3 separate regions of the Mus musculus genome follow, and regions 1 and 2 are each linked to region 3. Evidence: chromatin loops called from intact Hi-C (ENCODE). Cell type or tissue: left cerebral cortex. All regions are shown on one strand.

Region 1 (8,000 bases), 50 kb before region 3:
GCTGCACTGCAGAGCTAACTGAGTAGGTCAGAGGGTTCTGGCAATGCTGCTCGAAACCCAGCAGCGATATCTTAACCCAAGTCCAGAAGAGGCTGCAGTGGCTAGGGAAGAGAACTAGCCGTGGCCTTAAAATTCAGCTCAAAAAAAAAAAGTACCCAGGAGTCATCGGGATGAACGAGGCCTTCATGATGTCAGAATTAGGTTCACCTGTGAGTTCAAGGCTGGTTCTTAAACCTTTATAGTTTCCCAAAGCAACGGCACTTGAGTGTAGACTGTGGCCAGACCTAACAGCTCCCCAGTACATGTAAAGGTGACACTGCCCCTTGCTCACAGTTCAGACCTAGTCCCACAAGGAACAGCACTGGTCTTTCCTCAGACTTCAGGCCCCAGCAGCAGTGCAGAGTGTGACTTACATAGCAGCTTCCCAGAAACACTGACGGCCTTCGGGTACCTACCCTATCCTATTGTGTCCCCTACCCTAGCACTCTCCAGACTCATGGCTGCCTATGTGCTGTTTTGTTTTTTGATACACCAAGTTCGCCAGACCACAGAACATTTATTAAAAAGTAGAAACTACTACCCTCCCTCCCACCCCCCAGGGAAATACCTATGAAATCTCACAGGTCTGAGCTGACCTCTCCCGGATGAACTGTCTAGGACAGGAAATCCTAAACTCCCAAAATGTTTAACTTGGGATCTGGGAGATCAGACAAGTCTGGTAAGCTGCAGACAGCAATCCTTCAGGATAAGTCACCCGTTCCCTCAAGCCTGCTGTCATCCCACACCGTGACAGTGCAGGCCGTTCTTACGAGCCACCTCCATCAACACAGAGAAGTCGTCTGCAGATATCTCCGGGACGCAATGCTTAGCTATCCACTCTACTCTCACGCTGCGTCTGCAAACCTCGACTTGGAGAACTGCTGGAGCCCATATCCATATCCATATCCATATCCATATCCATATCCATATCCATATCACAGCCAGCTGCTAGGGCGGTCTCAGCCTCCATGGGGCTGAGCAGCTCAGCCATTTCTGATCCCGCTTATGGTAGCCCTCATTCAGTTTAGAAGGACCCGGCCTCCAGTTCTTCTGTAATGAGGCCATCGGGTGAGACTAAATTTCTGATTGCTTGTTCCCTGACACCAGAGAACTAAACAAAACACCCGTGTCCCCGGCCTTTCCTCACCGCCTCACTGCAGTTACAACATAAAGGCTAGTCTCAACTGGTAGGTCAAGGGATATCTATCTAGGGCTTGGCTTAGATATCCTCTAAACTACTGTGGGGCCTTGTTCATATCCACAGTTTCCTTTTCCTGTTTGACCTGGCTTCTTCCTATCAAGGTTTATGTGGGCATATCTCAGAAAGAAACCTCTTGACTAGCCACCCTCTTCTCTCTGCTTCTCTCCTTCCTGTTCTGCCACCATCTGTACACAGCCCAGGTCCCCCACCCCAGCCCACCCTCACCCCCCGGCTGCACATACGATGTGCACTGGGCTCACCTTGAAGCACAGTCTGACTTGGCTTATTTGCCATCGATTCTCATATTTACTTAATACCACGAATGTCTGAGTGTAACATAGGAACAAAGATGAATGATCTATCTATATATGAGCTCCTACATGACCATTAATGGGTAGAATCCTAGCTGTGGGCTTGGTTTTATAGGCTACAAAGAAAAAACCAAGAACAATTCGTGGTAGATTTTTATGGATTTAAAATATGGCAAGTGATGGCAGGTAGACAGCCCTGTCCTTGTGGTTCTGATATTTTCCGAGTGGACAGACAGGGTGTCCCCTGATATTTCTGCTCCATCACACTCTGACCCCACAGGACTGGGCACCCAGCTGGCTCTCAGCTGTAGTCACAGGGACACAAATAGAATGCAGCACTGAGCCACATGATTAGCCTTGTAAGTGTAAGGCTCAGATACCAGTTTTTTCCTACCCCTCCCCCCTTTCACTTGCTTTAGAAGTGTCTGGAAAACAGGGCAAACTATTCCCTGACAGAGTCAAATCATGTTGAGGAATTTACTTAAGAAGAAAATCAAGCTTAGAGGATAAGACCTAGAGCCAATGTGAGAGCCAGCTAAAAGCTGAGTTGCTGGGTTGGTAGTCTGGCTCAGAGGTAGAGTGCTCACCTAGTATCCAGGAGACCTCGGTTCAACCCCTAGAACAGCAAACACACCCACAAAAATAGAAGGTGAGTGAGCCATTGTGGCTCTCCAAGTTCTGACGATAGGGATGGGGAGGGAACAGGGTATTCAAGAGGATGGCTATGCAATTCAGTAAGTGCCTAGAGCTCAGGGCTCCGACTGCCCTGAAGTCCAGGGCCTTATCAGAAAACTCATCTCACTGTTCATTCAGAAATGACTTTTCAGGTTCTGCAAGGTTTCCAGTTGAGGTCTGATATTCATTGCTGAAAGTCCCGCTTTTATTTTTTATCTTTTTAGTAAGAAAAAATGTCATATGTCTCATCTTGGGTTTAGAGGAAGTCGTAGGGCTTACAGGCTAGACAGTCGTCTGTTTTGTGTGGAGATGGTCCAGGCTGTTTTCTAAGCCCTTTGATAATAGATGATTTCTCTCTCTAAAGCTGCAGGGTGTCTGTTACCCCCATCACACCATGAAATAGCTAAAGTGTAGTTTAAAAATCTTTCCGGAATTTGACATCTTCAGGAAGGTGATATCTGTATCAGGACCAGCATAGCTAGGCACAGCCACCTGTGGGGTGACTGGGATGGCCAGCCACTGGGGAGGGCAGTTCTCCCCACGAGTCCGGGTTTCTGGATCCTGTACTTTTCCACTGTTATTGTTCTGTTCGTCTGTATTTTAAAAAGTGGTTGGAGTTAAATTGGATCATTTATCTTCCCAGTAGTTTTCCAGCTCCACTTTATTTTTTCAAGGATCTATACAGCTCTGTCTAGCTGGAGCTCCAGCCAAGAGCTTGACACCCACACACGAGGCTGTGGTTTGAAGGGAACAGCAGGCAAATGAGCCTGGTCTCTTCAGCAGTCAAACAGGGCTCTGCTCTGTAGGTCCATATTTAGTGCTTCCTGAAAACCCCCGAGATGACCTGGTCCAGACAAAAGGTGACCCTGATGTCACTGCCATTTGTGATCCATAGAGAAGAGCTTATAAAAAACAAAGAACCAATTTGAGGGGCAAAAGCTGCCAGATCCTTTTAAGTCCCTGGTCTATGTGGCAAGTTCCAGGCCAGCTAGAGCTACACAGTGAGACCCTGTTTCAAGATAGATAGATGATAGATAGATGGATAGATAGATAGATGATAGATAGATGGATAGATGGATAGACAGACAGACAGATGCCAACCACCAGATCAGGTATAGTGAAGTGAGACCTAATTCAGTGTGTTCCCATCTGTATCTTCATAGGTTTGAGGTAATAAAAAGCATTTTTTAAAATGACCCTCCTAATTTGAAAACAGATTTAATCATGAAGGGACATATTTTAGTGTCGCAAAACTCTTGTCAGCTCTCCCGATCCTTTATTTAGATATGAGCATCATCGGCTCAGCCAAATTTAACCGGGGAAAGCTTGACAAAGAAGGAGTATATTACTAAGATGACTCTAGCGCTCGCTGCTTGCATGCCTACAATCCCTGCACCTGGCAGGTGGAAGACAGAAAGATCAAGAGCAGCCTAGGGCCATCCTCCAGCTTATCTTAAAAAAAAAAAAAATCAGAAAATTCTAGTGTCCTTTTATAAAACGCTCAAGGTTTCCAGTGCTCTTAAAAAAAAAAAAATCTCATTTTTTACCATGATGTGACATTTTTATCGAAACATCTTATTTCCTTGTAGCTTTTTACATTACTCAGACACATAGTCCTCAAATAATAATTCCTGGTTAATATGTCAAGATGCTATTCATTCATGCCAGACCTAAACAATAGGAGGGGTGGGGTCATTGTTCGGTTGGGAAAGTTCATGCCATGCCACCATGAAGACCGACTTTAGAGCCCTAACATCTAAGCAAAGTCTGCTCTTGGGACGCATGCCTCTAATTTCAGGCTGCGGAGGAAGACACAGGAGGATCCTTGGGGCTTGCTAGTCTGTTGGCAAGTCTGGATTCCTTGAAATAAAGCTCTTGTGTGGAGCCCTCTGGTGCTCCAGTATCATAAAAATTACAGGGATAAGCAAAGATTTTTAGATAGGATCTGGAGGCCTGCTTGTGGGGTAGGGGTCATGCTTGGTATTGAAACTTTGCCCAAAGGTCTTTGGCATGGGAGGTCAAAGGTCCTAAGGAGAACCTACTGCGACTATGTCATCCAAGCGCTAAGTATTTGTACACATTAGTGCTGTCCGCAGTCATTGTCACAGAAGCTTCCGACAGCAACTGACACAGAGATTCTTAACTGGTCCTCAAAGGGTTGAGAATAACAGAGTATTGACTATTCAACCCTAAATGGAGCATCTATATGGCCCCGCCCCAAGGCTCACTGTGGAATAGAGGACAGGAAGAACGGAAGAGGTGGAGGATGGGGAGGAGAGCTGTGAAATGCTGTCCTCTGATTCGACGTGGCCACTGCACTCATGAGCTCAAGGGAGCTCGGCTTTCCTGCACAGGACTCCATGAGACCCATGAGACCAAGCCAAGCATTCTAGCAGGCAGCAGTATGTGGACCCGGTGTCCCCCCCCCCCCCCCAACAAAACAAAACACAAGCAAACAGCTACAACAACAACAAAACCTAGGGAAGGAGCAGGTCTGGGTAAATAGATGGCTCAGTGGTTAAGAGCGCTGGTTGCTCTTCCAAAGGACCCACGTTCAATTTCCAGCACCCACTTGAGGGGTACAAGGTTTCTTCTGATCTTCACAGGCCCCAGAAACACAACACATACAAAACACTCACTCATATACATAAACTAAAAGAAAAAGAAGAGGCTATGTTCAAGGGAAAAAGGGATATCTCTCTTGGAGGTGGTGACCCAGAAGAGTGTGAGTGGAGAGTTGGGGGTGGACAAGATATGTATGTTTATATGTGTGATATTGTTGAAGAATAAGCAAAAGATATGCTATTAAAAATAAGGTGGAGAGAGATTGAGACAGGTTTTGACAACCTATGGCCTCCATATGCACGTGTACAGGTACACGTAAACATACACACACACACACACACACACACACACACACACACACACATACACAGAGAGAGAGAGAGAGAGAGAGAGAGAGAAACAGAAAGCTAACTGTGGGCTGGGAGGAGTGCTTCTGTGAACTCTCCACACTTGCTCTGTCCCTGCTAGCCAGATTTTTCCTGATTACTCTGCCACCTTAGCCTTGGGGACATCTGAGCTACTCAGAATCTCCCTTCCCTGCTGTTCTAGCTCCTGACTTAGGAAGTCTATTGCCTTCCGTGATTTCTGCGAATGTTTTTACATTAAGTGACTACCAAATTGCACTTGGCCCCTCGGAAACCCAGTGACAAATGATATCAATGAAAGCACCTGAACAACCAGCCTGTGGGGGACCCTGCTGTGGGGGACCCCGTTCTAAGGTCTTTTTTTCCTGATAATTCTATCACTCAGATCCCAAGGTTAACGTCTACCTCAGAAGACTGTTTATGGAGTTGTTACCGTTTTCTATTCTGCCTCTGTGTTGGGGGAAGGTGTTCTGTGCACGTGTGTTCATGTATGTGGAGGACTCAGGTCAATATCAGGTACACCTTTCAATCTCCCTCCACTTTATTTTTTGAGTCAGGAAGGGACAGGGGGTCACAGTATCTGGTGACAAAGCCCCAGTCCGGTGACTGTTCTGAAGACTGGGCTCAGTGGCTCTCCTGGGCTGAAGCTCTCAGGGAGCTCTTCAGGTAAAGACCTGAACATTGGCACTGGCTCCTTTAAACAACAGGGGTCATTGGTCCCTGAGGAAGGCATCCACGGAAGTTAGCACAACCCCACTCAAGGCCTCACTGACTCCAAACAGAGGGAGATTGTGATGTCCCCAGGGATAGTAGGACAGTGGCCTGGCATCGCCCGGCTTCAGGGTGGTCTGTGGGTTATGGCCGGTGCCCTGCAGAGGTTCATACCCTGCTCAACCTTCCACAGTTGGTGGGCTCGGGGTTTCCTTACTGTCAATCCATTTTTCTCTGGCAGCTGAAGGCAAAGAACAGCAAAGTTCAGCTCAAGGCCTCCCTCTGCCCAATGGGGCTATTTCTGTCTTTATGGGTCCTGCGACATTGCTGCTCAGACTGGGCCCCAAAGAAAAAAGAACTTACATGCAGAAGTGTTAAACCTTCCCAGAGAAGATAGAGATTTCTTTAGAGTACCACTTAGGACAATAATAATATAACTGTATACTAGAGAATAAAGCTCTCAAGCTTCTGCAATGAGACTTCTTTCTGTGTATTTATTATTTAAAAGGAATCTGCCAAGAAAAAGCGAAAAAGTGTATATTCTTTCTCTGTGTCTGATCGACACATGTTCCTGTTCTATTAGACTAATGAGCTCATTAAAACTATATCAGATTCGTAAAATCTCTCTCATGAGATGGTTCTTGAGAATACTTCAATTCTTAAAAAAAAATTCTTGTAAAATTCTTACAAAAATTCTTGTAAAAATTCCTAGAAAATTCTTGAGAATACTTCAAACAGGTACCCTTTAATTTTATTTTCCATTGATTGACTTACTGACTTTAAGTGAGCACGTGTATGCCTGTGTCACTGAGCATGTGCAGAGCTCAGAAGATAAATGAGGAAGTCATTCTCGACTTCATATGGGGACCAGGACTAAACTTGGGTTGTCAGTCTGGGAGACCTGTCAGGCACCTCTACCCCCTGGGCCATCTTTCCAGCCCCTAAAACAAGTATTCCTGAATGAAAGGCAAATCACAGCATTCGGATCTTCAAAGACAAACAATAAAATCTAAGTAAACAAACAGCCAAACGGTTTCTCAGTGAGAACAACAGAAAACCCAAGAAAGATCTCGCTGGATTTATCTCTAAGTCCCACGGAGTTGGAGTTAGAATCTAGCAATTTGGGTTTTTACTTGGATCTAAGCCAAAAGATTTTTAATCTCACATAGGAGAAAAGACTAGAAACACACAAGGCAGTCCAGAAAGGAGCCTGACACGGTTGACAGCCAACTGCAGAGAAGAAAAAACTCCACAACAGATGTCCCTGGGGCCTGACCAGGAAAAAGATGCCACACTTCAATGGGAGTTGGGGAAATGAAAACAGCCATCAATATCAGATTAAAAACTGAAAACGGCTGATTACATCTAGTACTAGATAAGTACCAAGATAAGGCATAAGGGGACATTTCACACCGTGTTGGCAGGCGTGTGAACTGCTGTACCTGTAAGGAAAAAGGAACATGGAAGAAGGCTCAAAGTCAAGCTTGGCACGGTGGCACAGGAGCCTGAGGCAGGAGGATTGGGATTTTGACTTAGCTTGGTCTACAGAGTGAGACACAGTATCAAAAAAATAAAAACAGAGCAAACACAGAAAACAATAAAATTAGAAGTGTATTCACTGCTTGGTCCAGTAATCCCTCTTCAGAAATGGGTTGCAATCCTTAGTCCTGTGGCAGAACGGCATCTCATAGGCATGTTTATCACAACAGTATGGGACTGCAGACAGATGACAACAATATGACCACCCACTGGGAGAGAAATGCTAAAGGATATGGTATCTCCACATAGGGAACAAGAGACACAAAGTAGGAGGGGGAAATGCTCAATATATTGAGCCAGTAGCAAGTGTAAGCAGAAGTAAGCAAAGCTAAGCATACGAGCAGGGAGAAAGAATTAGAGAGTGACATAGGACTAGCTGTGAATACTGGCTGCTTTAGAAGGGCAAAATTATTTTAAGTTTACTCATGATGGTTTGGTCCAGAGAATGGCACTATTAGAGGTGTAACCTTGTTGGAGTAGGTGTGTCACTGTCTGGAAGTCAGTCTTCTGCCAGCAGCCTTCAGATGAAGATGTAGAACTCTCAGCTCCTCCTGCACTATGCCTGCCTGGTCGATGCCATGCTCTCTCCTTGAT
Region 2 (8,000 bases), 84 kb before region 3:
ATGGCTACTGTACAGCATCCTCACAAGCAAACATCCCCTTGATACAGTTCTTGTGAATTTTTGTCCTCTTTTCTTTAGATAGCAGCTTGTGGGGATCCAGTCAAGTTGCTAATCCCAGTCTATTCCCTCCTTGTTCTTAGGGGATTAATTATCTGGCAATCTACTCTTTTGGACTGGGCCTTTGAGACCCACCAAAGATTCCAAACCTTTCTTTTATCTCACTGATCAGGTGGTCTGCAGACTAGACTGTTCTCCTATGAGGCATGATCGGAAGCATGAACAGCAGGATGCTAACATGTTACAGCAGCAAACGCTGTTTCCCTGCCTCACTCTCCTCCTGAATTCACTTCCTCACACAGAGCAGGCCCCATAGTGAGAGGTGGCAGCTGATTGGCTGATTCGTAGGTTATCATGGATGGGTAATGTAGCTCTAGGTTATGTAGATTTGCTTGTGAATGGCAAGAGAGTCAGACGACCAGTAGATGTGGAAGAATTAATGTGTCATGTGATATTACAAGGCACACACACACACACCCTGACAGTTAAAGGTTCGGTTTAGAACAACCTAATTTTACATTTTCTACATAAATTTTTACATAGAAAATTTAGCGTCAACTCCTCCAGCCAAGATGTTGGATCAACAGACTGAACCGAGCCACAAATTCAAATACTGTCACTTATAATGTAAAAAAAACTCTGTGCTTGGGTAGAGTCACTTATTCTAACTTGTTTCTTTTTCTGAAAATTAAAATCTTTTAAATCCTCATCTCCAAATCTCCTTCCAATAAGGGCTTCTGCATCCTTATGTCTAAGGTGGTCTCACACCGAGAGATCTGGGATTAAACATAAGAAATCAACATCTGCCTGGGAGAGAGTTATAAGTATTTCTCCAGATCCTGTCATTATTTTAAACTTGCTAAAGATCAAGTTTACAGAGGTTCAAATTATTGGCCATGAATCATAGTGAGGAAGGCTCTTCTCCTCTCAGGGGCGTGGGGTGTCCTCCATCACTCAAGCCCAGCTATGAGAAGGTATGTCCACATAAGAGAAGGTAGGTTGAGCCTTCGAGCCCCGAACTGTTGGCTCTGAGCAGATTAGGCTCAGTCCCAAAATCTGGCTTCAAGTCATCTTTTGACTCCAAGTCATTTAACAGTCTCCAAAAGCTGAGGTCTGTTCCTGGAACAGAAACTTCTCTGGTTTTTTTCCTAAAAATACCCTTTTGAGTAGTTTCAAAGTTGTTCAATGTTTTGCTAACATTTTAGGGAACTATGGAAAAACTGGCACACCATAGGAAGAAAGAAAAAAATGGCCAACAGGAGAACAGGTCACCTGGGGTCACTGGTCAACTCCAACTACAGATGTAGTCAGAACTTTCTTCCAAGCTAGGAGACTTGGGTTCAGTGTGTGTCACCCCACTTCACAGGGACAGGTGGCTGACAGGTAGTGTTGGTGGTGATGGGGCTTCAGGGTCTGATGTTGTGACTAAGTGGTTCCAAAGGCTTTCTGTGATTATATGTCTTGTGTTGTCAAACACGATTCAGATGTTGGACCAGACTGTAAGCTATAGGTTGTGAGTGGCCCCTGGAGGTTTGAAGCACACTCAGGGCCTGCTTCTCAAGGACAGTCAAGCGGAACAGTTCTGAGGGCTATGGTGAACGGGGCAGTCACTGTCTACCTGTTCCCAGGAAGATGCCTCAGCCCTTGGTCCTCTGTGTGGGCTGTTCACGATGACTGCAGAACGCATTCAGGCAGTCAGTGTACAGTATACAGTATACAGTATAAATGGATGTTAAGTTGTACAGGACTTCAGGAGTAGTATAGCCAAAGCAACAAAGGAAAACTGAGCTAAGTTCAAAAGATTCCTTGATCCCTTAACAATCTCACGGCACAGCTGCTGTGTGAGTTGGCTTGTTGTTCCTTGCCTTTCGCCAGTAGTAAGCGGTTAGACTGTCAGTCTTAGATTGTACAGTATGTCCTTTGACTTCTACAGCATGTACACCTTCCCTCACGCTTTCTGAAAATTGTCTTTCCACGTGGGGGCTTGGTAAAGCTAGGATGTGTTGTTTCCTTAAGAATGTACATCCAGACTCCTGGGAGGCAGAGGCAGGCAAATCTCTGTGAAGTCTAGGTTAGCCTGGTCTACACAGTGAGTTCCAGGCCGGTTTGTGCTACATAGTTAGACTCTGCTAAGAAGAGGAGGAGGAAGAGCAGGAGGGGGGGAGGAAGAAGGAGAGGGAGAGGAGGAAGAAGAGGAAGAGCATGTATATCCAGACACCAACAGCTCCCTGTTGTCCACTCTCAGACACAGCTGTGTCCTCTGTACTTATACAGACTTGATGGGGCTCAGGAGAGGCCCTCATAATATGGCCAAGTAAGTCAGCTGTATCAGTACAATGTAATTAGGAAAGCCATTTCTAGAGAAAATATACTAATTCAATTATGGATGGGGGCAATGGCATCGGCAGAGCTGACTTGAAGTTTTAAAGATGAATTGGAGATTCTATAGCAAGAGAATAGCACCAGCTGGAGGTACAGCTCCCAGAGAAAGTTTGCCTAGCATGTGCAGTGCTCTAGGTTCAAGTCCTAGAGACATGCAATGCCTGCCGGGTGGCATGGTCTGACAGAAGGTCTGGAGTCCCAGCACTTGGGAGATGGAGCGATCCCATAGGGCAGGCTGGTTAGCTACAGTAGCTGAATCATCAGGACCCAGGATAAATGAGAGACCCTGACTCAGTCAATAAAACAGAAAGGGGTCCAAGAAGGGGATATTTATACAAACAAATATTATTCAAATTTAAGCTGTCCCCGTTGATCATGTCTGTGGGCCTGATAAGCAATGTAAATACTTCCATTCCTAGAGTCCATGGTCTTGAACGACAGTCATGAATTAAGACAGCCAGGTATCACACTGTGGGATACAGGATTCTTTCCTGTAAGACCACACTCTCCCTCTTTGTGAGCACACCCACTCACCCCGAGACAGAGAGAGCAGGGGCTCTTCCCCATCCCCACTCTCTGCTTACCGTCAGCGACAGCGCCATGCAGACAAAGGTGAACTTCTTGATGTGGGCTGAGGTGACCGTGTTGCTTGTGTTCGCCAGTTTATTGCTGGGGTTATTCTGGGGGAAAGAGAAGGACAGCGGTGACAAGGCGGGCTTATCCTCAGCTGAGCCCCCAGATCACAAAGAACACCTTGTTTTATTTGACGTGCCTTGAGTACTGATTTCAAGTGACGGCTCGGAAGATGGCTGTCACGCTGGGTCTCTGAAGCGGCTGTCGGGCTCCTGCCCAGAAACATTAACCAGAGGGGACTCTGGGCTCTTTCAGTCCTCTGCCCTTGGCACCAGGCTGCCACCTCACCCTGAAGGGCCTTGGCTCTGAAGGCTGTTTCCTGACTCATGTGTCCCCTTTTTGGCTCCAGCAGACCCTGTGCCTGGCTACCAGAGTTGGTGTCTCCTTAAATGCCATGGCTCACTGACCTCTGGGGATCCTCTCTCTTTCCCAAAGGAATAAAACTCACCTTGAGCTCGTACAGGCTGCTCTGTACCCCAGAGCATTATTCCCACCTGCACCCCAAACAGGCTCCCACATCCAGGCCTTTGTCTCCCCCCCACCCCCCCGTTGGATTTTCAGGTTTTCAGAATACACCTCTTCTGGGTGCACATCCCCTTCCCAGCCAATCTGCTTTTGAAAGTCTCTCTAACCTCTGACTTAGATAGCTTCTTGGTCTCCCTACTGATGGTGCAGGAGCTGCCTATGTCCATGGACCTCTGCGATTAAATACCGCATGTCTGGCCCACTCTCTAGCCCAGAGATGCTTTGCAGAGTCTTTCTTATGCAGAACAGAATATCAAGGGGTGTTGGCTACACTGAGCTGTAAGAAAAGCCTGTAAGCAGGTGATTCATGTATCCTCTCACATGACACCAAGAATCATAGTGAGAGGGGAAACCTGCTGCCAACCAGGCTCTAACTAAGAGGAGCTTTACGCGGAGAAAATCAGAGAAGCACCCTGCCTCATCATAGATCAAGTTAGCTCCAGAGCCAAGGAATGGAAGCTATCCATGACACCTGGCTCCACAGCAGTTGAATGAGGGGAAGGGCTGATGGTGTTGGTGGTGAGGCAACCTCACTCTAACACATGACATAACTCACAGCCCATGTGCCGGCTGGTGTGAGAACTCTTCATGCATATGAGAACAACACATCCACGTCTCTGCAGATGTAGCTGAAGTGAGCTGACACAGCAGTACCTGACTAGAGTTTCATTTTACTTGCCTGATGAGCTCTTTGAGAGGCAACAGCAAAAAAAAAAAAAAAAAAAAAAAAAAAAAGAAAAAAAATAGAGATGTTGCACACATGAACACATGGTTCATATTTAGCCAGAACCACTACAAGGCATGTGAAACATTTTAAATCTCTTCCTCTGGAGCCCACAAAGAGGTTGAAAACTACAGTAGTCAAGACAGGGAACGTTGAGGCCACACAGAGAGGTCTGAGGTACTGGAAGCCAGATGGCCTTCCCAATCATGGCTTGTGACTGCTCACTGGAATGTGTCGCAACAATGGGTGAGGTTTTAAAAGGATCCTGAGTAACTCCAGTTTCTGGCCAGAGGTAGGCTCATTAAGAAAAAAAAAAATCATAGCTTGTAACCTGTGATTAAGGGTAAGACAATGTTTGTATTGGGTGTTCTTGCTAAAGACATACAGGGTGGTATTGTTAAGTTTTATTATTATAAGGTAGCCAAAACCAACTTCAGATGGGACGGCCCCAGCCAACAGCTCACCATTTCAGTGCCTGCTCTCTTGTCTGTAAGTTGCATTAAATAATCTTACCTACTAAAGGGAGAACAGAAATTTAGCAAAGATGGCCGGCCGAGTTGGTTTTCTAGGACTCACTACACATGTGTTCCTTGAAATGAAAGCGGCAATCCTATCTATAGATTGCATTAACTCCCTAACACAAGGTCTACCTCTGAAAGCAACTCGGACCCTCATAGTCTCAGGGGTCTGTGTGAATCAACCAAAAACACTCCCCAGGAGAAGAGCTCTCCATGCGTGTGCTGCATCCAGATGTGTATAACTGGTGGTGGGTGGGAACCAACAGACTGCTGAGGGAAGGCCTCAGCAGCACAGTCCTGCGTAAGATCACTAGCCCATCTCATGTTAGGACACCTGGAGGCCCTGCAGGTGAGAGGAGAGCCAGACTTTATGATGAGTGTGTGTACCCAAGAGAGGAAGGGGAAAGGGAAAGGAAGAATAGGAGGAGCCTGGGCAGTGTGAAAGAATGCTGTGTGCCCGCTTGCATGCATGTGCTTGTGCACTGAGTGTGCATGTTCAGGTTGGGGGTGGGCTGGCTGACAGTGGTCTTTGTCTACACTTGGGGAATACCTGGGACATAGAGTGTGATGTTGGGATGGAAGCAGTTGGGTACCTCTCTAGGAAGCTGTGCTCTACAAGTCTGGCCTTTGAAAAGGAGGCCTATCCGAAGAAGGCATTGTGAGCATTCCAAAGTGGGTGTTGTGAGCCTGGCCTAGTTTGCATGACTTCATGGGTTGTTTGTGCCCACAAAAAGTTGGAGTGAGGGCTAGGGGAGGATTGTAGGGGGCGGTGCTGATGCTAACCTGTTCCCCAATTGGTTTTTGAGTTGTCAGTAAAGAAAGCTGGGGGCCGATTGCTGGGCAGAAAGTACAGGCAGGACCAGAGAAAAAGGCAGGTGCAAGAGATGTCTGCCATGCTCTGGAGGGAGGAGAACACAGTGATCATGTTAGGACTCAGGAGGAGCTGGGGCCTGTGGCCACTGCTATAGTTGGGTAGTCAAGGATGTTTGGCAGGGGCTAGGTGGGACTAGCTACTGAAGTCTAGGGCAGGTGGCAGGAGCAGAGATAAAAACATTATTAAGGGCACACTTTTCCAGGTAGGAGATAGTAACACCTAGCAATTGTGTCATAGGGCAAGTTGAAAAATAACAACCTGTATGCGTATGTGTCTTTTGTCTGATTATTCAAGGGAAGCCGGGTGGAGGCTGGTAGCACCATCACCTCCCAGAGTAAAGGAGGGCAGAGCTTACAACTACACGCAACAGAGGAGAGGGAGCAGGTGCAGTGAGAGTTAAGTAGCAGAGCCCAGCTGCCCATTTTGAGCTGCTGGAGAGCATGGCTGGAGGCCTTTCTCCCCATAGTCACTAGGGGATAAGAGAAAACATAAGTAGCAACGGCTCTGAGCGACTGCTAGGAAAAATCAGGGCAGAGCTCGCTACAAGTGTCAAGCTGGTTGCTCCTCTTCCACCTTTTTCTTTTAGAACATTATATACCATTATATATAAATAGTATGCCTTGCTAGCTATTTGTTTCAATAAGAGAGGTGTAATTAAGTAGACATGTATTAAATGACAAGCCGGACAGTCCCCACCAAGCCAAAGATGACATCAGATGATGCCTTCCTCAGAGGGACCATCAGTCACAAGAGGGTGGAGATGCTGGCCACTGAGGGTTCTGGCTAAACTGGAGAGTGGAGGTACGAAGCTGGAGAGAAGAAAGTTGAAGTTGTGACTCCAACTCCAAGGGGTCTGATGGCCTCTGGCCTCTGAGGGCACCTGTATATATCTGGTGCACATAGATGCACACAGCACATACATATACATAAATAAATATACCTTAAGAGGACGCCCAAGCAGGAGACAAGTCCTGCTACCCAGACACTGTGCACATCTCCCTGCTACAGAAAGACAGGCATGTGACCTCATAGGAGGTCAAGCCCCTGCCTCACACATCCACAACTTTGGCCATCTAGAACAGCACCCACAAGGTATGACACAGACTAGACAATAATAAGCCACAGGAACAAAGTCCAACAAGCTTCATTCAGGGGTTGCTTACTTTCCCTCTTGAAAATGCCCACTAAGAGGACCAATGTGACCAGAGGAAGCCCGATTTGGAAAAGCATTACAGAATGCGCGACAAGAGAAAGCCCACTTTCCTCCTTCTCCGAGGAAAGCGCCCTTGGAGACCCCTGTCCATCAAGCGGCAGCATTATGACGAGTGTTTCTGACACCGTGCCATAGAGGTCTCACCTTGTCAAAAGCAGGGTAGACAGCCCGGATTTCTGTCAACCAGCCATATGGCATATGACCCACGGGGTAGGTGGCTGTCAGAATGGCCACTGCCTGTAAGGAAAAAACAGACAGCGTAAGTGTGGGCACCAGCAGGAAGTCCTCCAGGATCTGCCAGGGCACGTGACAAGCCTAGAGGTACATCAGTCCATGTATCCACTAGTCACTCGACGGTCCGACACAGAGTGGAAAGGATACCGGGGAGATGATGCCTCACACTACTCTGACGAAGAACAGGCCAGATCCCCTGCTGAAAAAGCCAAGGTTTCGATCCAGCCTTCTCAGACCCTAGAACCTTGGCTCTTTCCATCCAGCTCCCAAGTCACTCACAATCTTACATAGTGTTCTGCATGCGTGTGCAGTACGCATGTGTGTGTTCACATATGTGTGGGTACATGTGTTGCATGTGTGTGGTGCAGGCCAGGCTGACACTGGCTATCTTCCTCAGTTGCTCTCCACCTTACGTACTAAGGGAGGGCCTCCGGTTCACTTGGCTCATCGAGCTAGCTGACTTGCTAGAGGATCCTGCGTTGGGATTACAGATGGAAGCTGTTGATGCGGACTCGGGTCCACAATGAGCTCTCCCCTCAAGCCCTATATGGGTCCCCAAACAACACCAGGAGCACAGTCGTAGGGCAGCTCCGCTTCTCCACCTCCATGCTGCCCCTCAGCACGGCACACGTGCTTGTCAGTGACTCCGTGCCACTGTCCCTCCAACGCAACACATTTAAGGCTGCTTGGTCCTACAGGTCCAACTCAACATTTTTACTCAGTGAAATCAATATATATTTCATATAGGAAAGGCCACTAACAGGTTTCCATGCAAAGGGTTTTCTTCTCCTGCATGAATGAAAAGGAGAAAAAAAAAATCAATGTCTGGCATCTACAGCT
Region 3 (8,000 bases):
GAGTCTTTCTTATCCAGGAAGACGACTGCACTTTCCAGATCCATTGCAGCTCCACAGGCCGCAGCCTGGATCACTGGAGAAGCAGCCATCTGTCTTGAATACAGCTCAGGGATCCTGAGAATCCGGAGAGCTCCAAGGCAACCTCCGATCGCCTCCATTTCCAATCGCATCTAGACACAGGTGGTGGCTTACAGATGTGTCCTCTCTGCCATTTGTTTCATGTGGCAGAGGACCTTGCTGGTTCACACATGCCTTGGACGACTTCAGGGATTTTTTCATGTTTGAGTCTGAAAGCTGTACCACTTCACTTCCTAACGCCTTTGTAAGGTGGGTCAAGCTCTCTGCCTTCGCCTCAGACAGCTGTGTTTCTGGAAACATCTTCCAGGGAAGACGGGAGCCATAGTGTTTGGAACTATTTTCTCCTTAAAACTACTCCCCCCAGGAGGAGGAAATTCTCACCCATCTATTGTATTGGTAACTTCTTCACGCAGTTCTACTCCTGTTTACTTAAGTGGGCGAGGAGGGAAAGGAGAATGGAGGGCAGCCAATAAAGAAAGCGGGTGTTGATCTAGACCTTCATTTAATTAGCAGATGTGGAAGACTTTAGCTGAGATGAGGAAATGGGGCTAAGGCTTCTTCCATCTCCTTGTACCTGAAACTCCACTGTACTGAGGGGCGAAGTTGCCATTGCTGGCCACAGTCTGGTTTGATGTGTTTGAAAGAAGGGTCTCTGTACTTAGCTTTATGTGCCCTAGAAGTCACTAAGTGCACCGTGCTGTTCTCGAACTCAGCGATCTACTGTCTCTGCCTCCTGGGTGCTGGGATTAAAGACCTGTGCCACAGAACCTGGCTGTCTGGCTCACTGTAAACACTAAGAAAGACTGTGAAGAGAAGGCAGTGCAAAGAGAACCAGAAGGAAGATAGTTATTTTAAAAGTTTAAAGTCTGTCACACAAATGTCTAGGAATACTACTCCCAGCTGGGCCTGTTGGTTTTCTCCTGTGATTCCACAACTTGGGATTGCAGAATGGGGAAGAGTGGAGTTATCCAGGGCTATATAAGATGTCTCAAAAACAAAAGACACACACACACACAATCACTCCTATGAGTCAAGTGTGTCAGACAGTATTTCTAAGTGTGTGTGAATTTCCTATCACTCTCTATATAGAACGGAAGGGACGCAGGAACATCTAGAGCCCACTCCTCAGGCACACGTGGGGAGCACAACCTGTGGAGAACAGGCCGAGACACACGGACCTGGGAGCTTGCCTAATAGTCAGTTGTATGTGACTTTTATCCCATCACTTATAAAAGGATTTCTCCCTTCTTCTCTTCTTCCACCCTCCCTCCCTCGCTCTCTCCCTCCCTCCCTTTCTTCTTTGCTGGAGAATGAGCCTAGGGCCTATGCATTTCACTGCTGGGTAGTATCTGCAGCCTTGCTATTGTTTCCTGTGTGGGTAAAGGGATGGTAGCTCAAGAGTAAACAGAAAGACTTAGGTAGTCAACTGATACTGTTTGGGGTCATTTCTACCAAAAACGTATCATTCAACACCAACCAAGTACTAACACAAAGTGCACAAGAGCGGGTATGCACGCGTGCACACACATGCACATGCACACGCAGACACACACTCCTGACACCTAATGAGAAGAACTGCTAAGCATGAAGGGAAAGCCGTTGGCTCTGGCCATCGTCTTACAGGCTGTCTTATGATCAGCCCCTTTTCCTCAGCACTGTGCAATTTGCCAGGAGAGGGAGGAAGCCAGTTACCCACTCAATGCAGAGCTCCCATCACACTGAGGAAGGGAAGTAAGCCACCAAATGAATGAATAGGTAGATAGTAACAAAATCGTGGGGAAGATAAGGAAAGAGAAGGCCCTGGCTGGTTCTAACAAAGACTCCTTTGTAGAGGAGGCCAGTGATGTGCAGCTGATGCAGGGCTGCTGAAGAAAGTGACTACCCTTGGGCCCTTAGGGACCTGCCACCTACCTAAAGGCAGGGAGCTTGCTCACAGAACCACAAGGCGAAGAAAGATCAGACAAAGGCAGGCACGGAAGGCTTCCAGGGTCCTCCTGTGATCTGGCTCAGAGCAGGTCCGTGCCTTCAGATCCTAACAACTGCTGTGGGCGTGGCGGGGAGTCACAAGCTGCCGATGCCCAGGCTTCCAAAGCACGGTGGGGCTGGAAGAGTCTGCTTGCTCTGGAGCCAGCCTCCCTGACAATCTTAGGATAAAGAGATTTTTCTCCTACTCAATATGGAACAAACATATGCTTGCAGACAACCACCGTTCACGCACTACGAGACTCTAGGAAATTGACAGTAGAAAACCCAGTGAGGGTTCTTATTCAATTTTTAGGCTTATCACTGCATTCTAGAAAGGAGGAAATCTTCATCGCTATTGCACCTTTTTTTTTTCTTCTTCAATAAGCTGTAATAGTTACCAAGCATGGACTGAATGTATTCTGAAGAAGACCGAGTTACAAATGACTTCCAGTCTGTTAAAAGATGGCTGGTTACATTGACCTCCCCCCACCCCCCGCCTCTCTCCAGAAGGCCAGAGCACAAACCCTGACACCATCAAACAGGAGAAGGAGAGAGAAAGGTGTTTTCATGCCACTGTGTTGTCTACTCCCAGGAAAAACAGCAGCACATACATAAGATTATTCCTCACTCTGGGAAACCACGAAGATATGCAACTGTGTGGAATTGAGAACCACTGTAAGGCTGACCCACTGTCCCATCTCCCAGAAGGTTACAGGATCAGTTTAGAAGTCTCACTATCACCTTCAGGGCAAATCCACACTTCACTTTCTAAGGTCTCGGTTTTACACCGCATTCCTTGTTTAACATTATCTAGCCTATTTCAACCAGTGTGTAAATATTTTAGTTTGGGGCTGATGGCGACCTCAAAAGAAAACCACCAAAATGCTGCCAAGGTTGTGTAACCAATGGCTTAATAATCTCCGTAAGGAAACATTTGCTCTTAAAGCACTAATGAGGGAGGGAGGGAGGGGAGCTTTCGTTTACAAAACAGATCTGTATATTTAAACACACCACACTTATTTCTGCACCCCACCCCCACCAGACATGCACCTGCGCCCTGGTGGCAGCCTAGCATATCAGATTTCTGTTCTGTGGGATCGGATCCTCACCACACAGGTGAGCCCCAGATACATTTCTCTTTCGTTGCCTCGTAGAAAGCTGGGGGGAGGGGGCGGGGAGGAGGGCACTCTGGTTCTATTTCTGACCACGCTCTTTCTCTTTGTGTAATGGTGAGAAAATAGAATCCTCACACCAAAAGGATTATGTCCCTCCAGTGTCACCCCCACACACAGATTGTCCCCAAACGACCACTGTTCACACTGCCTGCACAAAAAGCGACTGCTATTTATTAAGGCACTTCCTAGCTATGGGAGAGGGAAGCTCCAAGAAGGGCTCCTGATTGTAAGCCTTCTCTATATCCTTTACCACCTCCTACCTGGCTTCCCTGCGATGGACCCTCTGGGACTGAAACCTGTGCCTGCTGACTCTGTTCCCTCAAGAGAAACTGCCTCTTAAAGAACAGGCTTTATCTCACTAGAAAAACCTTCTCCTCTGAACACAATAATAAAATTGTTTTCAAACCGAGTATGGTGTCCACACTGGTGATCGGCAATCTCAGAAGGCTGAGGCAAGCTTAAGGCCAACTGAGGCTACACAGTTAGACCCTGTGTGCTGTGTGCACGTTGCAGAATGGCTGCACAAAGCAGCCGGTTTCAGCAGACATTAGAAGCAGATGTGAGACCGACAAACAAGTCCCAGCCATCCCTCCGTGCTGGTATTATTTTGCTTATACCTCAAAGTATCCTCACCTTTCCTAGTGTACACCCTGAGCTTAATGCACACACCAGGGTTACCAGGGTGTGTCCATGCGTTTGTTTGGGGAAACATCTAAGAAAGTTGGTTCACTGACCCTCCATTCATAGAGAAGAACAGGCTCTGTGTGACAGAGATGGGTGTGTCTGAACTATAAATCAGCGCCAGACACTTCCATGATTTTCCTTCACTCTTTGACTTACGCAAGCCCATCTGAAGTTCCTACTGCATGCAGAGTCTGTAGGAGAAGACCCCTATGGACAAGGGGTGTGCTGATGTCACACAGCAGCCCTGCCCTAGGGGATCATGGGAAGACGGAGGAGGGGAGGAGGAACAGTGCATGGCAGTCCATGTAAGACAGAGGCACTGCAGCACGTCTCAGAAGGGTGGGGTGGGATCAGTGGGACTCCTCTGCCTCCCCTGGAGCTGAATGCTAAGGAGAGGAAAGGGATTCATCCCAGAGGCAACCGGGGTAACTCAATCTGAAACTAATGAATGCTTGGCAGGAAAGAAAAAAAAAACCCTTTAAACAGACTTGACTTATGAGAAGGTGCTGAAAGGCCGGGGACTGTGCTGTGTGCCAGAAGGAACTGGCAACTAAAGTCCAGAGAGCCCGCATCACAGGGTTGGTTTTTTTTTTTTTCACACTACGATTACATTTTAAGAAAGTGGTACATATGCTGTGTATCAGAGGGAACTGTGCCCATGTTAGCCTAGGAGAGAACGGAGAAGGGGCCGAGAGAGAGATTAGGCACAAGCCACAGCCACGTGTTAGGAATGTTTGGGGACCGATAAGGGAGGGGCAGAGCCTGCAGTGATGCTCTTGGGGTAGCTCATGCCTTACTGGTGACCAGGAGCGCCCTCACCTCCTTCGTGTCTGATCATATGTGATCCAGAAAAAGGGAAGGGAGGAGGGTTAGGCACCAAGAGCATGGGGAGGCTTGCATGGCAGGCTACCCATGGATCAAGGTTCCTCCCCAGTCCTAGAGGACCCCTGCTGGGAGCACCATGCAGGGTGAAGGAGAGGGGGATTCAGTCGGGTTCATGCTCTGCAGACATCTGCAAGCACAACTCGACTCCTAGGCAGGCCGTCGAGAACATACTTTGCAAACTGCAAGTGGTCGACACAGGAGAAGTGTGGGCCCAGCAAGGAAGTACAATGCACACATTGTCACAAACTGAAACAATGCCCTAGGAGTGGTGGCACACACCTGCAGTCCCAGCACTTGCGGGGTGGAGGTAGAAGGATCTTTTCCAGCAATTCTCAACATATAGGTGTTTTCACTGCAGACAACATGATTGATTTTACATATATATTATACATTATATTATTATACTATATATTTTATGTATTATAATATTATATATTAGAGAATTCCTCTTATTAATGTGTATGTTCTAGTTAAAAAAATATTTTCTTTTGTCCAGCTTCCTAGTACCTAATGAACCTTGTCATAAATGATGCCTTCTGCATTACTTTCCAAGGAAAGGGTCAGGGAAGCTTAAGCCAAAGGTTACAAACAGGTGATTTTAAATTTACTCTCAGCAAAAACACAGCCATGACATAATGAGAATAGACCCCGAGTGCCCCTGAGGACTAACTAGAAATCTGCGGATGTGTAGGACAGGGCTAGGTCCCAAAGCAGGAAACGAGACCATTAATGTCCAGGTAGCTACTGACAGGGGTCATAAGAACAAGCAGGTCTCTAAGAAATGAGATTTATTTTCAGTGTTAAAACATCTTGAATGGGGGGCTAGAGAGATGGCTTAGCAGAAGGGCGCTCATTACACTTGAGGGGACCTGGCTTCTGTCTCAGCATCCACTGGTGACTTACGGCCATCCATTAACTCCAGTTCCAGAGGATTGGATGCCCCCTTCTGACCTCCGTAGGCATAAAGCACACACATGGTATACATAATATATTCTCACATAAAATAAAATATATAAATCTAATTTAAAAAACAAAATAAAACCTTGAATGTCCTTCATTGTGACCCCCCTGCAGCAGAAAATATGCTGGTCCAAAAACTGGCAGAGCATTCTAGGCAGTGAGTTGTAAGCAATGCCCTACCCCAGCAAAGGGCACATTCTCTTCCTTTTGCCCCACTCACCCTCTATCCCAGCAACCCACGCATGGTGTCCCGGGGGGCTATTCTAAAGCATTGTACAGAGGCCATAGCTCACCCAGGATACCAGGCTCTCTCTCTCTCTCTCTCTCTCTCTCTCTCACACACACACACACACACACACACACACACACACACACACACATACACACACACACACACACACACACACACACACACACACACACACACAGGTCCACTTCCCAGAATCCTCTTGGCTTCCAGGTCTTTGTAGACCAGTCCCCTAGAAGGCTGCCTCCCATCCCCTTCAATAAGAGGTGAAGTGGGTACATGTCATACATATATGAGGTTTTGCAATGATTACTGTCACAACTGTGAGTCCCAAGCATCAAGAGGACATTTTGATTTTAAATTAATTCTATCTCTATGAGCCCTGGCACCAACTGGCTCCCCAGACTCCATCACCCTCCTCATATGATAATCAAACTAGTTGTTCAAGTTCAGAAGAACAAGGCAAACTTTTTTTAATTCTTCTGTTATACCACTTGCTTCTACGGCGACCCCTTTGACAGCATGGCTTTTCTATTGCTGCCCACTGCACGTTTTATTTTTGTGACAGGGTCTCACTGTCTATCCTAGGCTTGGCCGATCATGTTTGATCCTTGCGTGTCAGCCTCCTTACTGCTGGGATCAGTCATAAGCATGTGTTACTGTGCCCACCTGAGCTTTAACAATGAGAACATACAACCATGGCAGACTGGCTTAGAAACCACATCACACAACTAGGCATGGTGGCAGACACCTTTAATCTCAGATGGAGCTCTGTGAGTTCCAGGCCAGCCACAGCTACACAATGAGACTCCATTTCAAAAGGAAAAGAAAGAAGCAGGGAGGGCGGGGGTGGGGGGATGGTGGGATGTGTTCTGTATGACTTTTATGATTGCAACCAGACTGTAAGGCACAAATAATGCAAACAAATAGATATGAAAGGGTAGCTGCGGAGGCTGGCCCACCTACAGCTGTTTACACAAGCATCTAGACTGCAGAAGGGCAGATAAGTAGCTACACTGATTTAATTCCAGATGGGATCTCTCTGCTGTCACCAGGCTCTGAAGTCCTAATGCAGCCCAACGCCTAAGAGTCACAAACAGTTACATATCTTCCATATCATTAGTTCATTAAGGCAAATGGCTGGAAACTGAGCACACCCAGGTAAAGTACTTGTACATTTTAAAGGAATAAATGAATATTCATAGCACTTGCACTTAGGGGGAAAAAGAACTCTAAAAGATCCCATTTACATTTATGAAGAATGTAGTGGAGTGCTTGAGTGCTTGGGGGGTGGGTGGGGTGGGGGGTGGGGGGGTGGAGAAGGAGAGGGAGAGAGAGAGCTATCAGGATCCAGATACTAAGTATGTTTTTATAGCATCTATCATTCATTCATAATTTGTATTTCTTTTGTCAATTAAAATATTTTCAAGATCTAATTAATTAATTAATTAATAATAGCTAAAACCCTTTCACAAGTCTTATTTAATTGCATGTGTGAGTATGTGTGTATGTGTATGAGTGTGAGTGTGTGTGGGTGTGAGTGTGTGTGAGTGTGTGTGTCAGAGCATAACTTTCTACAGTTAATTCTCTCCTTGCACCTTGGGGTTCCAGGGATCAAACTTAGGTCATCTGGTTGGTAGCAAGTGACTACACATGGAGCTGTCACCAGCCCTAGAACAGAACTCTTTTTTAAAGATTTATTTATTTCATGCATGTGGGTACACTGTCTTCAGACACACCAGAAGAGGGCATCGGATCCCATTACAGATGGTTGTGAGCTACCAGGTGGTTGCTGGGAATTGAACTCAGGACCTCTGGAAGAGCAGCCAGTGGCTCTTAACCACTGAGCCATCTCTCCAGCCCTAGAACGGAACTCTTTATCCTCCCTCATTTAGCTCTCTTTAAGTTTAGTAGCCCAATCAGCCACCCTGTCCAAGGCAGAGCCATGGTCAAGTCTATCTGATACTAGAGTGGCTTCTCCTCCAGCCTCCTCGGCCACTATGATC

The links. Peaks named below come from ENCODE experiments on the same cell type or tissue, not always from the same donor. Only the 100,000 strongest peaks of a DNase experiment are listed, where the experiment ranks them.
Region 1: it touches region 3 in a loop (2.0-fold over the local background); 2 of 42 quality-filtered maps call a loop at or near these places.
Region 2: a loop joins it to region 3, with 2.0 times the contacts of the local background. A loop is called at or near these places in 5 of 42 quality-filtered maps.

What each region holds. Positions count from the first base shown.
Region 1 is chr15:27,531,931-27,539,930 of GRCm38, reverse strand. The region is part of intron 1 of Ank (progressive ankylosis); the gene reads right to left. Among named protein-coding and RNA genes, the nearest start is that of Gm29901, 14 kb to the right of the region's middle. In left cerebral cortex, CTCF peaks have their summits at 3,600 and 4,142 (motif pointing left); DNase peaks (open chromatin) are centred at 1,928, 2,935, 3,541, 4,073 and 1 more place; H3K4me3 peaks cover 282 bases; H3K27ac peaks cover 6,397 bases.
Region 2 is chr15:27,566,678-27,574,677 of GRCm38, reverse strand. Ank (progressive ankylosis) reads right to left here. Exons shown (of 12, transcript NM_020332.4): 7 at 7,071-7,163; 8 at 3,024-3,119. Mir7117 (microRNA 7117) reads right to left here and starts at 3,184; the gene lies at 3,120-3,184. In left cerebral cortex, no CTCF peak of the experiment used is centred here; DNase peaks (open chromatin) are centred at 3,256, 3,964 and 4,117; H3K27ac peaks cover 2,376 bases.
Region 3 is chr15:27,482,381-27,490,380 of GRCm38, reverse strand. All of the region lies in intron 1 of Ank (progressive ankylosis), which reads right to left. Among named protein-coding and RNA genes, the nearest start is that of Ank, 20 kb to the right of the region's middle. In left cerebral cortex, a CTCF peak has its summit at 3,102; DNase peaks (open chromatin) are centred at 2,180 and 4,536; H3K27ac peaks cover 2,724 bases.